2 separate regions of the Mus musculus genome follow, and region 2 is linked to region 1. The links are chromatin loops, found by intact Hi-C in ENCODE. Cell type or tissue: heart. All regions are shown on one strand. Each heading gives the region's core, and the rest is flanking DNA. Links, peaks and the distances in the headings are about the cores only. Region 1 holds the start of Ntrk1 (neurotrophic tyrosine kinase, receptor, type 1). Region 2 overlaps Isg20l2 (interferon stimulated exonuclease gene 20-like 2).

Evidence for each region. Peaks named below come from ENCODE experiments on the same cell type or tissue, not always from the same donor. Only the 100,000 strongest peaks of a DNase experiment are listed, where the experiment ranks them.
Region 2: it touches region 1 in a loop (2.0-fold over the local background); 2 of 42 quality-filtered maps call a loop at or near these places.

Annotation. Positions count from the first base shown.
Region 1 is chr3:87,793,137-87,798,505 of GRCm38, forward strand. Ntrk1 (neurotrophic tyrosine kinase, receptor, type 1) reads right to left here and starts at 2,026. Exons shown (of 17, transcript NM_001033124.1): 1 at 1,797-2,026. The coding sequence starts at 2,008. It overlaps Insrr (insulin receptor-related receptor), which reads left to right and starts at 3,815. Exons shown (of 22, transcript NM_011832.2): 1 at 3,815-4,372. The coding sequence starts at 4,288. In heart, for the core only: a CTCF peak has its summit at 2,615 (motif pointing right); no DNase peak of the experiment used is centred there; H3K4me3 peaks cover 2,302 bases; H3K27me3 peaks cover 5,000 bases.
Region 2 is chr3:87,933,403-87,938,771 of GRCm38, forward strand. Isg20l2 (interferon stimulated exonuclease gene 20-like 2) reads left to right here. Exons shown (of 4, transcript NM_177663.4): 3 at 5,172-5,369. Among named protein-coding and RNA genes, the nearest start is that of Isg20l2, 5.8 kb to the left of the region's middle. In heart, for the core only: a CTCF peak has its summit at 2,507 (motif pointing right); a DNase peak (open chromatin) is centred at 2,549.

The sequences.
Region 1 (5,369 bases), core at 234-5,233:
GCCATTGGGCGCTCCCCGAGCCCCTCCTTAATCGTGAGGGACCCAGGAAGGGAGAGAGGATCCTGGAGTGGATGGACTCACAGATAAGGAGATGGAGACCCCAAGACAGAGATAAGGGCTGAGAACCAGGGAGGCAAAAGACAGACAGACAGACAGACAGACTTGTTTGGGAACTTTCCCTTGGCTTAAAAAAAAAAAAAAAGGAGTAAGGGAACCAGTCAGTCCAAGGGACCCTGTGCTTCCCTGATCCCAGCCTTGTTCCCCATAGGATGGCTATGTGTCTGTCCTCCCCCTGGAGTTCTAAGGAATTGTTGCTAGCCACGTTGAGGGAGTCCAGATCCCTGTTCTGCCCCCAAGGGTTTCAAGCTATAGAGACCCAGGGAGTTGCTAAGAAGATCTATGTAGCCGGGTATGTGTGAGCTGTCAGGCAGTGTGTGTGCTTCATGCCGCCTCATTTGTTCAGATTCATAATCAATCTGTCTATTTGAGTCCATTAGCTCCCTGTTAGCTATGCGGGTGAGGGAGGAGGGAGAGGATTGTGCAGGAGGAGTTGGGAGGATCAGGCCCCACCCAGGGGGGTGAACATTTCAGCTCACCACCCTGCCAGCCTCTTCCTCAATAATCTAGGCTTGCCCACTACCCCTGTCCCTGGGCTGGACTCCCTTGGAGTCTTGAAAGGCTCTGAAGAACGAGAACATTGATGGAAACAATCAGGAGGCTGGACTCTGGTTTGAATGGACAGGCCGGGGAGTAACCATCTAGACTTCAAACCCCATCCCATCCTGCAGGAGCCTAGACCCAGACCAAGACAAGGCCATCTCCTCTCTTCTTGGTCTCCCTAGGGCCATTAGAAAGAGATTGAGTACCTCCGTTAATTACCACAAGATGCCCGAGTAACTCGGTGCCAATCACTGCAGGCTGCTAGCTCCACCAGCGTGCAGAATACTCAAGTATTTTCCAGCCATCACTGTGTGATGCGGAGTTCCTTCAGGTCAATTATACTCTCAAAGGTCTCACTAGCTGCTACAAAGTACTTGAGTATTTTGTAACCGATTATTGCACATTGTCTAAGTACTGCAGAGCTGAAGGTTCCTCCCAGCTCTGGACCTGGAAAATGGGAAAATCACTCAGCAACAGCCCTGACTCCCTGATACAAGAAGGGAGACAAAGGTGAAAGGAGAGATGGGTGAGCAGAGAGAGAAGCAAAGGGGTTTCGTTCCCTGCTTCCCGCATCCAAATCAAGGAGACTTGTGGTCAGTGGAAAGGAAAAAAGAGCTCAGACACCAAGCTGGTTCCTCACCATCTCCCACCAACTCCAGCTCAATCACAAATCCAGAGAAGAGCTGGATTCCCTGCATGACAAGGAAGAGGTTGGGGGCTGGCTTCCCCCTAAGTAAAAGAAGATAGCAAAGGTGCCACACTGCCAAATTCTGCACAGCTAACCACTCCTCCATGGGCTTAGGAACTTGGGCTCTTGATTGAACCCCACAAAAAGGTTCTTATCCTAGATCGCTGGACCAATGCCTAATCCACCTAGTTTCGGTCTTGCTCTACCCCAAACCAGCACCACAGTTAGCTACCCTTAATCCTGAGCGACATCCAGACAGTGACTGCGCGGCTCTGCCAGGGTGGTGGCAGCGGGAGAAGCCGCCGCAGCACAGCCAAAGGCTACACGTGCCAGTCTCCTACAGCAGCCAAGCCTGACCCCTCAAGCCAGAGGTGAATGAGTGCGCGCCCTCGGGGAAGGGCTGTGCCCTCCTGACCCCGCACCCCTCCCCCGAACGACACACACTCACAGCTCCGTCAGGTTCCCGGCGCCCCGCAGGCCGCGGAGGGTATCCAGGGACCCTGCCCTGGTGCAGCGCAGCCCCGAGGGGCCCACGGGACAGCAGACCTCGCGACAGGATGCGGCGGAGGCACAGGCCAGCATCAACGAAGTCATCAGACTGCCTAGCCCCGCGGCCGGGCGATGCCAGCCCAGCTGCCCGAGCCGCTGGCCTCGCAGCATCGCGGCGGCGCCCGCCTTGCTCGGGCCGCGCAGCCGTCCGTGCGCTCCTAGCTGCCGCCGCCCGGCCTCGCGCGACACGTGCGCGGGGCGGTGTTAAAGACTAGCCACCAGGAGAGGGCGGCACCCACGGCCCCGCCCCGCCCCGCCTGCCAATGCCCCCAGTGCCCCCTCCCCTTTTGAGGCCCTAATGCCAGCTCGCCTTCCTAATGTCCCTCGCGGCTGCAGGAGACCTGGGGCGGGGGGCTGCCATAGATTGCCTCACAAGTGTCTTCTGAGGCTGGGGGAGCTAGGAAGCTGATACCTTATTTCTCACAGTAAAACAGCTGCATTTTCAGATTTGCGGGGAAGTGGAGAAATTGAGCAAGGGAAGGGTTGAAGTCCAGGTCATCCCAGCCAGCCTCACGGTGCACTTTACTTAAGAGGGTGTGCATGTCACTTGGAATAAGTTAGGTGAACGCTCTCCAGACCCTAGTAAGGAAAGGGAGAGGGCCTCAGCATGGCTGGATGCAGAACCTGGGGAGAAAAATAGTGGGAGAGAAGAGTCCTTAGAACACAATTGGAGGAAGATTGGAAAGTGGAGACCTCTCGGTCCTCAAAAGACCACAGGGTGGCGCTAGAAGCCCTCGCGCCCGGCGTTTGCGCTCGGCCTGGGGCTTCGAGGGCGGAGAAGAGCAGTTCTGAGCCTTTCTAAGCTGTGCCTCTGGTCTTAGGGTCAGTTCCCAATCCTAACCATCCATCTGGGGCCCCAGAGCCGAGCCATGGCCAGGCAGACCAAGCTTGGCATCGATCGCCGTCCTGACAAGAGCATCGATTTCTGTGCGGAGAAATTAATAGATCTCTTAGTTCTTCGGACGTGGGAGCTGGGAACCATCGGCTCACGGTATTTGTGAACCTGGGAAGTCTCAGGCCCAGCATCCAGGCCACTAAATGGCAAGTCTTGCGCAATGGCCTTCTTGACTGCACGTATAAGTGTCGCGTTTAAGAGATCATCCCATCATGAATTGTCCTCCAAGTGGCCCCGAATAAGTACATATATAGAGACCCACTAAGCATCCTGAGTTCTTAAAAGTAACCAAATGGAGCCAGGCAGTGGTGGCACACGCCTTTAATCCCAGCACATGGGAGGCAGAGGCAGGCAGATTTCTGAGTTCGAGGCCAGCCTGGTCTACTTCCAGGACAGCCAGGGCTACACAAAGGAACCCTGTCTCGAAAAACCAAAAAAAAAAAAAGTAACCAAATGAAGGAGGAATCTCACAGAGAGAAGAACGACTCGTCTCCTAGGGATTTGAGCCAAAACCAAGGGATTTGACGGGGACATACCCCGCGCCAAGGAAGTATGTTCAAAGTAGCCTCGGGAGGCTGGGAAGGGCTGTGAGAGGCGAAGTGGTGAGGTCGAAGTGGTGAGGTCTTCAGGTTTCACCAGTGGAGTCCGACCTGTCCAGGCTGCGGGAAGTTACCCCGCAGATGTCAAAACACCTGTTGGACTCCAGAACTCCCCTGCAAATCAAGCCAGGGAGCCCAGCCGCTCCCTCCAGATCTGCAGCGAGCGGGTTGGGGGGGTGGGGATGGGGGAGAGAGGGAAACTGAGACAGAGAGAGGGGTTCCAGAGCTCAGTTCTTGGCCCCCAACCTTATTTCCCCAACACATCTGTCCCCCACCTCCCTCAGTTGACAGGCTAAATATTTTCCCTTGACTTGGTGGGAGGGGCGGAGAGAACAGAGAAGTCGGCGGGCGGCGGCGTAAACCAATCCGTTTCTGGAAAGGGCGGGAGCTGGGCGAGGTCCCTGCCTTTCTGCCCCACCAGCCGCGGCCGGTCGACCGAGAGTGGAAGTCTGCATGTCCAGGAGGTCCGCGGAGTGTCTCGGGGTGGAGTGCTGCGGGTGTCTCGGGACCCCGCTGCCGCCCCTTGGGGCACTCCCGGGGCTCACCGGGGGCTTCCACTCTGCCTCCCCTCAGGACTGCCTGGACTGTCTGGATCTTTGTGTTCTGAATCATCCTCCCTCTGGATGCCTCTCTGAGGCTCCTCCACTCCTATCTGCATCTCTGTCCCAGTATCTGTCTCTGGACCACACTGAGGCTGTCTCTAGCTGCTTGTCACAGGCTTTGTTTCCTCTGTTCCGAAATTCTTTTCTATCTCCCGCGGTCTCTATTTGAGATCTCTAATCCCTTTGCCTTTGTGTGTCGTCGTCGTCCCCACCCCTGCCACTTCACACTGGAACCTGGGTCTGCATCCTCCTTTCTCCCTGGAGGATACCTGGAAGACAACCAGGGCTGAGGTCATGGCAGTGCCTGCTCTGTGGCCCTGGGGAGTACACTTGCTTATGAGCCTGCTGTCCTTGGGATCTGGCCTGGACACACTAGAGGGTGAGTCCCCAGCAACGTCCGTCTAACCCCCATCTCCCTCCAGAACACCTATACTTAACTTAGTCTTTGGTTGGTTGGTTTTGGTGTCTCCAGACAGGGTTTCTCTGTGTTACCCTGGCTGTCCTAAAACTCTATCTGTAGACCAAGCCGGCCTTGAACATAGAGATCCACCTGCCTCCACCTCTCAAGAGCTGGGGTTGAAGGTGTGCAGCACAACTGATTCCTAGTTAGTCTTTATTGGGACGGGAAGACGAGGATCAGCTCTCAGAAGGACTTTTTGCCAGCTAGAACTGTTATATGAAGAGTTTTCTCTCTCAGCTCCCCTAAGAGGTTAAGGAGTTAGAAATGGAACGAACAGATGTTCTTCAACTCACGGCTGTTAGTGAAACCGCGATCCCAGTAAAGTCTGAGTTTAAACCAAAATGAGACTGAGAATTGGAGGTTGCTTCTAGGGCCACTGACTGATAAGAGGCAGGCTGGGATCGAAGCTGAAAACCAGGCACCATTAAGCAATTTGACTTACTGTGTGGATTGTAGGCTCAGAGACAGGAGAGGCAGACCCAGGGCAAGTCCTGAGCTCTGGCACCCCAGGCTTTCATCTGTGTTGGTGGGGACCCTGGGGTCCCACTGTGGGCAGGAGGGCTGTCTGAGAGAGGACTGCCTCTCCTCCGTAACTCAGTGATATACCTCAGATTCACACTTCTCACCAAAGGCACCTAGGGAGTGGGAGTGGGACTAATGCAGACCAAATAGCCCCTCATGGGTTGCCAGGGGCTATGTGGGACAAAGAAGAAGCAACAGAAGAGGAAACAGTAAGTGTATAACGCCATCATTTAATCTGCCTTTGTCCTCCATACAGAGTTTGGGAACTCAACACTCTGGGAACGGGAAGGGTCTTAAAACATTCTTCTAAGTGGGGGCTTCCAGGACCAAGCCAGGGCTCCCTTTCCTGTAAGGATAATACAGATGGACTGGGGTAAGGTGTCTCATGAAAGAG
Region 2 (5,369 bases), core at 123-5,122, 140 kb after region 1:
TTAGAGTGGGCACTCAAGGCCGGAACTCCATGGCTGAAGCCATGAAGGAATGCTGCTGCTGGTTTGCTCCCTCCTGGCTTGTTCGGCCTGCTTTCTTGAAATACCTGTCTGGGGATGGCAGCACTTGCTTCAGTCACCATAAAGAGAAGGCAGCACAGACTTGTCTACAGACAAGTGGAGACATTTTCTCAAATAAGGTTCTCTCTTCTCAGGTAAATGTCTCAAGATGACTAAGTAGTTGACCCTGGTCACCTTAACAAACATATCATTGTTAAATCAACCTTTCCTTTCTTGTTGTCCCCAAGATGTCATAGTAATATCAATATTACAATATAAAACTTACTCCAAACTTTAATAAAAGTCCCATAGTCTTTAAAAGTTCAAACACTTAAAAAGTTTAAAGTCTTAAATATCTAAAGTCTTTAGAATTCCTGATTTCTTTAAGGTCTTATAACTATGGGTTCTTGGAAAATCAAAAACAGGTTAAGTATTTTATTTCAAGAGAAAAGAGCCAGGATAGATACAGTCACAGTCAAAGGAAAAGAAAGTCCAACATTACACAGCTTAAGCGTCCTGTTCAGAGACTCACGATCTCGTAGGCTGGCCATGAACTCGGAGACAGTCTTGCCCCTGCTTCTCAAATGCTGAGAAGGAAGGTATGCGCTGCTATGCCTGCCCTTAATAGAATCTTTAAGGAACTTTCAACCTTCTCTCTGAAACTTTACAAGCCAGGCCTTCATCCTCTGCACTGCTCTCAGCATTATTCTTCCTCTAAGTTTGCACAACAGCTCGTTAAGCTTTGAACACTAGGTGGTTTTCCAGTGCCAACTTCCAAAGTCCTTTTTCAATCCTCCCCAAAACACATGGTTAGTGTTACATCAGCAATACCCGACAACCTAGAACCAGTTTCTTTCTCTCTCTCTTTTTTTTTTCCTTTTCGGTTTTATTGAGACAGGGCTTCTTTGTATAGTCCTGGCTCACTCTGTAGACCAGGCTGGCCTTGAACTCAGAAATCCGCCTGCCTCTGCCTCCCAGGTGCTGAGATTAAAGGTGTGCACCACCACTGTCTGGCTTCTCTTAGAGGTTCTATTGCTGTGATAAAAACACTTTGACTAAAAGCAACTTGGGGAGGGAAGGGTTTATTTTAGCTTACAATTGTAGTCCAAGAAGAAATCAGAGCAGGATTCAAGGCAGAAACCTGGAGGCAGGAACTGAAGACGAGGCCATGGAATTGCTCGCTGCCTTGCTCCTCCCTCCAGGCTTGCTTAGAGCATCCAGGACCGTAAGCCTTGTGGCATTTGGAGGAAATGCATGGCATAGCTGGAAAAGACAACGGGGCAAACACCAGAGCCTCCAGTTCCATGTCCAGCACTCTGCACTGGTCATCACATTATCTGGACTGCCAGGCTATAGGCTGTAGGCTGGCCCTTGCAGCTCTCCTGCCTGTAGCACACAGAGCCCCTCTGTTGGGCTAGCTTCACTTTGTGCCTGTAGTGTACTTGACAAGTACACTGTGGTCCTGGCATTTCCAAAGCCCCAGATCCTCCATTGTAACTTAGGTTTCACCTTTACAGCTTTGTGCAGGAGCCTCCTTGAAAGGGCACCACTCCTGTCTGTCACACATGACCTCCCCTTAAATGGCCTTCATGCAAGCCCCCATTACCCCCTTATTTTTTGCATTTTTTTAATGCCCTAAAAATCAGTGCCACGTGTTGCAGAAAAGTTTTGCTTCCAGTTCAAAATGTAGTCTGGGCCCCTAAAACTAAAGTTGTGGGGACATCTGTTTGCTTTGAATAAATTTTTTTTTTGAGACTTTTAGAGTTTCTCTGTGTAGCCCTGGCTGTCCTGGAACTCACTCTGTAGACCAGGCTGGCCTTGAACTCAGAAATTCGCCTGCCTCTGCCTCCAAGTGCTAGGATTAAAGGTGTGTGCCACCACACCCGGCACTCTGATTAAATATTAATTAAGAACTTTCCTAAGTGCTGATTCGGCTTTCTCCATTTAAATGAAGTGATTTTTCCTCCCCTGTGGGCAGAGTCTTGCCCTTTATGCACTTTACCCCTTGTCCCAGTGGCGGCATCACTTTTCATAGCCTGTAACTTTGAGTGTATGGTATATGGTCTTTTCCCCAGCAAACTGTTCTCCCCCCCCCCCCACTAGTTTACTATCCTACTTGCTCTCTCACTGTAGATGTGGATAAGAACAGGGAGCAGTCGCCTTTACATAGCCTTGAACAGTACCCCGTGTAGAAGTATCTTCTGCCAAACAGTCCATTATTTTTTAATTCAGCCTCATTCAAGTTCTCTGGGCTCTGATGAGCCAGGCCTTCATTGTTGCATTTCTCTTGGCGTTATCCTCTTTCAGAATTCCCCCAGAATAGCCCATTGAGCCCTGTATGCAGCATTCTAGTTCTTCTTCTCTAATCCACCTCTCTAAACTCCTACATTCCCTCCCCAAAACCAGTTCCAAAGGTAGAGAACCTGCTGGTGCTGGGTGGCCACCAGAGGGCACCATTGCTCTGCTTTGCAATTGGGGAATTTGCTTTCTCTAGACACACTTCAGGAATTCTTTTTCTTGGACAGGGCTTCATGTAGCCTAGGCTGGCTCAAGCTGGCTTTGAATTTGTAGCTAAGGATTATTTTGGTCCTCTGATTCTCTTGTACCTATCTCCTGAGTGCTATGATTATAGGCATGTGCCACCACACATGGTTTGCACAGATACAACCCAAGGCCGTATCATGACAGGCAAGCGCTATGCCAGCTGAGCCACATCCCCAGCTCCTCCAATGATTCTTTTAATGCCAGACAGTCCACTGAAGGAAGTTTATAAGAGATGAAGTAGCTAGGGGTTTTTAAAAAGGCAGGAAGTACCAGGCATGTTGGTGCACACCTTTAATCCCAGCACTGAGGAGGCAGGGGCAGGTGGAGCTTTAAACTTGAAGCGAGCCAGGACTACACAGTGGGGTTTCTCAAAAACAAAAGGAAAGAGATGCCAGGGCACAGTTGCGTAGACGTGTAGGAGAGGGCCCAGCTTCAGTGAGGGCAGCTAAGGGCCAGACAAGATGAAGCGCGTGCTGGGGGAGACTGAGCAGAGCACAGAGCAGATGCTTGTTGGTTGAACCTACCCGGGCAAAGACACACTGTGTGGTGTTCATCACCAAGAATTTCACCTTGATTAAGCTGGGGTTATGAATCTGAGATGAGCCCAGATGCCTTACTAAGTGGGTCCCCTGAAAACTGCAGGACTGCTGCTGCTTTCACAGTACCGTTTTGAGTATGGCCTGCAGAACCTGTAAGATTTTAAATGCTGAGACTTTAGTTGGTTTCAAGAAAAGTATCCAGAAAACCCCATCTACAGCTTTACTCTTTTTTTTTTTTTCCAAGACAGGATTTCTCTGTGTAGCCCTGGCTGTCCTGGAACTCACTTTGTAGACCAGGCTGGCCTTAAACTCAGAAATCCGCCTGCCCCTGCCGAGTGCTGGGATTAAAGGCGTGTGCCACCACGCCCAGCTTTTTTTTTTTTATTTATATGAGTACGCCGTAGCCGTCTTCAGACACACCAGAAGAGGGCATCAGATCTCATTACAGATGGTTGTGAGCCACCATGTGGTTGCTGGGAATTGAACTCAGAACCTCTGGAAGAGCAGTCAGTGCTCTGAACCACTGAGCCATCTCTCCAGCCCCAGCTTTACTCTTTCAATGGCTATTGTTTGTTTGCTTTCTTAGCTTTTTTTCTCTCTCATTTTGTGAAGATGGAGTGTGTCATGACATGAGTGCAGAGGTTAGAGGGTGACTTGTGGTGGCTGGTTCTCTCATGTGGGTCTCAGGGATCATCGCAGATCATCAAACGTGGTGACAAGAATTTTTATCTTCGCCAGGCAGTGTGGCGCACGCCTTTAATCCCAGCACTTGGGAGGCAGAGGCAGGTGGATTTCTAGTTCGAGGCCAGCCTGGTCTATAAAGTGAGTTCCAGGACAGTCAGGGCTACACAGAGAAACCCTGTCTTGAAAAACCAAAAAAAAAAAAAAAAAAGACTCTTTATTTTCGGGGTCCATCTTACTGGCCTACCACCTTGGAGCAGGTGCTCATATATCCCAGGCTAGCCTCATGTATCTCAGTCTAGTCTCAGACCTTCTGTGGAGCCAAAAATGACTTTTAACTTCAGTTCTTCCTACTGTGACCTCCCAAGTATAGGGATTACAGGCCTGTGCCAATGTGCACAGTTATTGTGGTGCTGGAACCCAGGGTTTTACACATGCTAGGCAAGCACTCTGAGCCACATTCCCAGATTTAAACCCCCCACCACCTTTTTTTTTTTAATTTGTTTTTTTAAGATTTATTTGCCGGAAGAGGGCATGAGATCCCATTACAGATGGTTGTGAGCCACTGTGTGGTTGCTGGCGATTGAACTCATCACCTCTGGAATAGCAGACAGTGCTCTTAATTGCTGAGCCATCTCTACAGCCCCGCCAACCCTGTTTTTTTCGAGAAGTCTCTTGTAGCTCAGCCCATTCATTCTGTAACTTTCAGTCTGCCTGCCTCAGCTGTCTTTGTGCTGGAATTGTAGGATTATATAACCTTGCATAGTGATTAATTTTTTTTAAAGGATTTATCTTTAGTTGTGTGTATATGTGGTTTTACATGTGTGTGCAGTGCCTTCGGAGACCCAACGAGGATGTCAGGTCCTCTCAAACTGTGGTCACAGGCAGTTTTGAGTTACTCTACATAAGTGCCAGGAACTGAACTCTAGTCCTCTTGTAGAGTACACACTTTAACTTCAGCCCCATGATCAGCATCTTTATGTCCCATTGGAGACTGAAGGAAGCAGCTAGGGATAATGGTCAGTGGTAGAGCATTTACTTGGCATATACAAGGCCTCAGGTTCTTCGGGGATGGGAGAATGCTGATAACCATTGTTGGGATGGAAGTTACTAAACATGTAAGGGACCTCTGGTGATGTAGATCCAAACAGGATTGCATAGCAGTTCTCTAGGGAAGGGAGAGCTGGAGTTCTGAAGGAGGAACAGTTGTGGAAGGGGGCATTTCAAGAATGGGGTGAGGGTGGAGGTGATGGGGTGGTATGTTGGTGATGGCCATATTGGGCCTTCACAATCTAAGGAGCTCCACCTTTGAGTATGGCTTCTCATTACCTCCTTATGTGCCCATTCTAGATCTTGAAGATACTCTCAGGGAAGGTAGTGATAGGGCATGCCATTCACAATGACTACAAAGCCCTACAGTACTTTCATCCCAAGTCCCTCACCAGAGACACTTCCCGGATACCACTCCTCAACCGGAAGGCTGACTGCCCAGAAAATGTCACTTTGTCACTGAAGCATCTCACCAAGAAGCTCCTGAGTCGGGACATC